Regions from separate parts of the Homo sapiens genome. Here region 2 is linked to region 1. The links are chromatin loops, found by intact Hi-C in ENCODE. Cell type or tissue: mammary epithelial cell. All regions are shown on one strand. Each heading gives the region's core, and the rest is flanking DNA. Links, peaks and the distances in the headings are about the cores only.

Region 1 (2,816 bases), core at 273-2,772:
AGTAAAAAAAATGCAGTCAGGAGAGTGGGGCTCTGTGGATATTGACATCCTTCCCGAGGCATCAGGTTCAGAGCAATCTCTCACTAAGTAACTGTCTACTGTAATGTACTCATCCTAAGACTTTGAATTGTGGTTGTAAACAGTCTTGAAAATCAGTAGCAATAAATGCATTTAAATATTATTAAAATTGGTCCCCAAGCTCTCCCTCTAACTTCACTTGAACATGAGTGCTGCATAATTTAATATGAGGTGTGTAGCCTTGTTTCTTGTACACGTTCAGAGTATTTTGGGGGTCCAAAACCAAAGATACTTATCCTTCAAAAAAGCCCTCCACATATTCCAATTAATACTCAGGGTCTTTTTCAAATTCTTGGTATTAGCTCCCCGTTAGTCATATTGATAATATCCCTTGTGTATTATAATCTTTCTAGTCTTAAATGCTTCTCAGCAGCCATGAACTCTTCAGATTATCTCCATGAGGATTAAACAACAGAAACTACCTGGACAAGAATCACAGAATCTAATGAGATTCTAGTTTGCTCCTACAAAGGTCTACAGAAAAGAAAATGTGATGACCAAGAGTAATGATAGGTAGTTGGTCACACTCTGAGTTCAGCTGAGAGAATCACTGGAAGAAAGCAATGGTTAAAAAAAAAAATGGAGGTCATAGTTTAGATATAATCCAAGGCCAATTGCCCATAGCCAGGTAGCCAAAGCTGAAGTCATCCTAATTTTTCAGAAATGGTAGCCCTAATCATAAATGAAACACAAAATAAAAGCTTTACGTTTTTGCCAGCAGGATTCGGTAAAAGTAAACTAATCAGCAAAAGTCAGATCAGCTTAAACAGCTCTACTTGCCCTAAAAGAATGTTAATGTGTAACAACCAATTACAAAAAAGGTCACAATACTTCCTCCTTAATGCTTTATAAACTGCACAGTAACTGTTGTAAGCAGAGCTTCTTTTTTTTTTTTTTTTTTTTTGAGACAGAGTCTCACTCTGTCGCCCATGCTGGAGTGCAGTGGCGCCATCTCGGCTCACTGCAAACTCCGCCTCCCAGGTTCACCCCATTCTCCTGCCTCAGCCTCCCGAGTAGCTGGGACTACAGGCGCCCGCTACCATGCCCGGCTAATGTTTTGTATTTTTAGTAGAGACAGGGTTTCACCATGTTAGCCAGGATGGTCTTGATCTCCTGACCTCATGATCCACCTGCCTTGGCCTCCCAAAGTGCTGGGATTACAGGCGTGAGCCACCACGCCTGGCCATAAGCAGAGCTTCTTACCTCTTCTGGTTTGAAGCCTCCCAGTTCCCCAGCTATTCTTTTGAGTGCACAATAAACTCTTACAATTTTTAAATCTGATCTGATTTTTTTGACAAAACTTTCATTCCTGTGTCTTTGAGGAAGTGCACCAAAAGCACTCACCACTCCGTGTCTCTCTTGAAAGCTAATCTCTGTGGTGGTGTTTTTCCACTGTGCCAATCTGAAGAGGCCCAGAGGAGGGAGAAACAGTGTAGGCCACTTTTCATGCTGTGATGACAGACAGCTGAATCATCCTGAATGTGTGCAATTGCATGGGTGTTTATTACTACAAGTTACATGGTGTTTGCCACAGATATGAGTCAACCCAGGAGCATCCTCATATTTGTCATCTTGTAATAATAATCAGAGTATGAAAGTACAAAAACCATTTGGGGGCGTTGATGACCTCTCAGAAACAGAGCTTTCCCATCCACCATGGCCACATTAATAGAAACATCTCTTTATTTTCAGATGATTTACTTTTTAATTAAAAATTATTTTGTAGATTAGATGTGATTCCAGGTTATTACAGTATTTATAGCATTGTCATGTATTTGCGTTTTTATATTTTCTCTGGTAACAAAGAGATGGAAGTACATATACAGTCATAAGTATACTCAAAAAAGTGAATTTCTTATATGAATGCCACCACCTCATTAGTTTCCATCAAAAAAAAAAATTAAACTAATTCAGTAAAATAACTTTGGGTAACAACCATGTGCTGGAAAAAAAAAGAAAAAAGAAACATCTCTCCTCTGTATCTTTTTTTCTGAAAGAAAGACCCTGAGCCTTGTGAACTATCCCCACCTGCACCAGCAGTGTCCTACCTTAGCAACACTTTGTAAGAGCTCCGGCAAGACATGAGTGAGTCTCCAAGTGATGAGAATCCACCCGATGCTGATTACTACAATGAATCATCTGAGTAGGAAGAACAGATTTTACCTTTTCATGTACACTCCCAATTTTATCCTTTACCGCTATCAACCTATGATCAGTATACTTTGAAATACTCTGCAACCAGGGATTCCACAGCACAGAAATGGGTGAGGACGATGGGCTATTTACACCTTCTCTTGATAATGGGAGCTGGAATGAAAACCTCTGGGTCTTGCACTGACCATAAGTCTCTGCAAACTCCTGATGATCACCTCACATGTCAGGGGTCTGTATAAGATAGTGTCTGGTTTGGATTTCCAAAAGAAAATGTGGGGTCATATTCAGCACAATAACAATTTCACATAGGAATTCTCGGTTTCTGAAAATAAATAAATAAATAAATAAATAAATAAATAAATAAATAAATAAAACCTCCCCATCATTACTCTTGGCTACTTCAGCCTCCTTCCCCATAGCTCCTGTGTGGTCCCCAGAGCCCCAGAGCCCATGTTTCTGATGCATTGTGTGGGGGAACTGCACAAAGCATCTCCCCACTGTATCTCAGGAAAGCTGGGGGCAGCCCCGTGGCAGTTTGGTGCTGCTAAAGCTTGTATCACAGGCTGACAACAGAGATGCCCTCT
Region 2 (2,816 bases), core at 173-2,672, 54 kb after region 1:
TGATCTCAACTGCACTCAAACTGGACAAGGGCTGACCCCAAGATCCTGAAAAACAACTTAGGCATTTATTACCACGGTAATATATACATCAGAGGTGTTAGCTATAAGGAAGCTAGTGAAGGCTAAGTTACAGTACATGGTAGTGTAGTATCGCTTTCAGCTGTGTGGGTTAAAAAAAATTAACAAGAAGTGAGCAACTAAAAAGATTAGGACTTGGTTTTATTGGAATCATTTGGGGAGCTTTAACAAAATACCAACAACTGGCCCACCCTAAACCAGTTAAGTCACAATACCTGGGCATTCTAATTTTTCAGGTTTTTCAGGTCATACTAATGTGTGGCAAAGATTGAGAACCACACCTCTTTCTTTAACCAATAGATACACCCAATTTCTCATTGAATATTTTTTTTTTTTTGAGACAAAGTCTTGCTCTTCACCAAGGCTGGAGTATAGTTGTGCAATCATAGCTCACTGCAGTCTCCAACTCCTGGGCTCAAGATATCCTCCCATTTCAGCATCTTGAGTAGCTGGGACTACAGGTGCACTCCACCACATCTGACTAACTTTTAAAAATTTTTTGTAGAGACAAGGTCTTGCTATGTTGCTCAAGCTAGTCTCAAACTCCTGATCTCAGGTGATCCTCCTGCCTTGGCCTCCTAAATTACTGGGATTACAAGTGTGAGCCACTGAGCCTGGTCCTCTTTGAATAATTTTGGCCTGTTTCCAAAATTTAAACCTATTATCAAAAGGCGGAAATTTAATACCTTTGAAAATGTACATCAAGAAAATATGCTACAGGTTCCAAAATCAGCTCCAAAATTTTTCTGAACCAGGAGATCTTATTGTTAGAATAAGTATGTACCTTCCCAGGGAAACCATTTAGAAAAGTACAAAGCCTTTTTAAAAATACAAAGTTGTTCATTTATTCTCTTATTAATGAACATCTGGGTTGTTAAGTTTTTGGTAATTATGAAAAAAGCTGCTATGTACATTTGTGTGCAAGTCTTTCATGAAAATATTTTTTTTTATTTCTCTTGCATGAATATCTAGGAGGGAAAGAGCTGAGCCATGACTCAGCTGTTTATAAGAATGTATGTTTCAGGCTGAGTGTGGTGTTTTATGCCTGTAATGCCAGCACTTTGGGAGGCCAAGATGGGAGGATTGCTTGAGGACAGGAGTTGGACACTGCAGAGAGATGTGATTGAGTCATTGCACTCCAGCCTGGGTGACAGAGTGAGACACTATCTCTTAAAAAGAATTTTTTTTAAGAATGTGTATTTATAACAGACTGTCAAATAGTTCTCTAAAATGATTACAGTACAGTATCCAAGGGGGGACACATGTTTTAAGAGCCCCAGGAGATAGCTGAAACCAAGGATAGTACCAGGCCCTATATATACTACGCATGAATTTCTTTTTCCTTCTTCACAATTTACAGGCAGAACATTCGTTTTCATCATAGATCTTAGCAACCTTATTTCTTTCCTTATTAACTTAAGAACTTTCATCTTTTCACTTAAAGGAAGAATTTTATGGCTTCTCTGTGTCATACCCAAATTGCCAGCATCTCTACTCTTGCACTCTGGGGCCATTATTTACTAATGTAAGGATGACTTGAACACAAGCACTGAGATACTGCAACAGTCTGATAACCCTGAGGGCTACTAAGTGATTAACAGGCAAGAAGCATCTACAGCATGGACATGCTGGACAAAGGAATGAGTCACATCCTGGGCAGGGTGGCAGGAGATTTCACCACATTACTCAGAATGGTGTACAATTTAAAACTTACAAATTGTTTATATCTGAAATTTTCCATTTAATATTTTTAGACCAAGGTTGACCATGGGTAACTGAAACTGTGAATAAGAGGAGAACTACTTCAGAAATGTGAAATGGTTTAGAAAAAAATTAAAACGAAAATAAAGAGAAAAAAGAAGGGACTATTATCTGTAATTTTATGCTCTAACAGTGTCCTCTTTATCAGTGATATCAGGACATTTAATTTTAGCCAGTCTAAAAGAGTGGGTAAAATGAAATATTGGGCATGTTTTCTTGTTTTATAGCCCATTTATAAAATTAAATATTTGGCATCTTTTCTCATTTTTATAGCCAATTTAGATATCTTCTTTGGTGAAGTGCCTGTCCAAGCCTATTGCCTATAAACTTTAAAAAATGTTTCAGATAGGCTGGGTGCGGTGGCTCATGCCTGTAATCCCAGCACTTTTGGAGGCCGAGGCGGGCAGATCACAAGGTCAGGAGATCGAGACCATCCTGGCTAACATGGTGAAACCCTGTCTCTACTAAAAAAAAACAAAAAATTAGCCAGGCATGGTGGTGGGCGCCTGTAGTCCCAGCTACTCGGGAGGCTGAGGCAGGAGAATGGCGTGAATCCGGGAGGCAGAGCTTGCAGTGAGCCAAGATCGCGCCACTGCACTCCAGCCTGGGCGACAGAGCAAGACTCCTTCTCAAAAAAAAAAAAAAAAAAAATTTCAGATAATTGTAGATTCTAATGTAATTGTAAGAAAATTTTTTAAAAAGACATCTATGAACACTTAGTTTACCTTGACAATAACATCTTGCAAAACTATGTAGTACAATATCACAACCAGGATGTTGACCATGATACAGTCCACAACTCATTTAGATTTTCTTCGTTTATGTAAACTCGTGTTTAGTTTTATACAATTTTATAACACATGCAGGTTTCCGTATCCATCACCACAGTCAAAATACAGGACAGTTCCATCACCACGAGGACCCCTCATGTTGCTCTTTTATTACCATATCTACTACCTTCTGACCCTTCTCATAAA

Evidence for each region. Hi-C counts contacts between places; a loop is a spot of excess contacts. Peaks named below come from ENCODE experiments on the same cell type or tissue, not always from the same donor. Only the 100,000 strongest peaks of a DNase experiment are listed, where the experiment ranks them.
Region 2: it touches region 1 in a loop (7-fold over the local background); 6 of 110 quality-filtered maps call a loop at or near these places.

Annotation. Positions count from the first base shown.
Region 1 is chr11:93,053,826-93,056,641 of GRCh38, reverse strand. No RefSeq gene overlaps it. Among named protein-coding and RNA genes, the nearest start is that of MTNR1B, 86 kb to the right of the region's middle. RefSeq lists an enhancer at 1,096-2,295. In mammary epithelial cell, for the core only: a CTCF peak has its summit at 1,495; DNase peaks (open chromatin) are centred at 1,561 and 2,181; H3K27ac peaks cover 924 bases.
Region 2 is chr11:92,999,588-93,002,403 of GRCh38, reverse strand. No RefSeq gene overlaps it. Among named protein-coding and RNA genes, the nearest start is that of MTNR1B, 31 kb to the right of the region's middle. In mammary epithelial cell, for the core only: no CTCF peak of the experiment used is centred there; a DNase peak (open chromatin) is centred at 1,693; H3K27ac peaks cover 1,749 bases.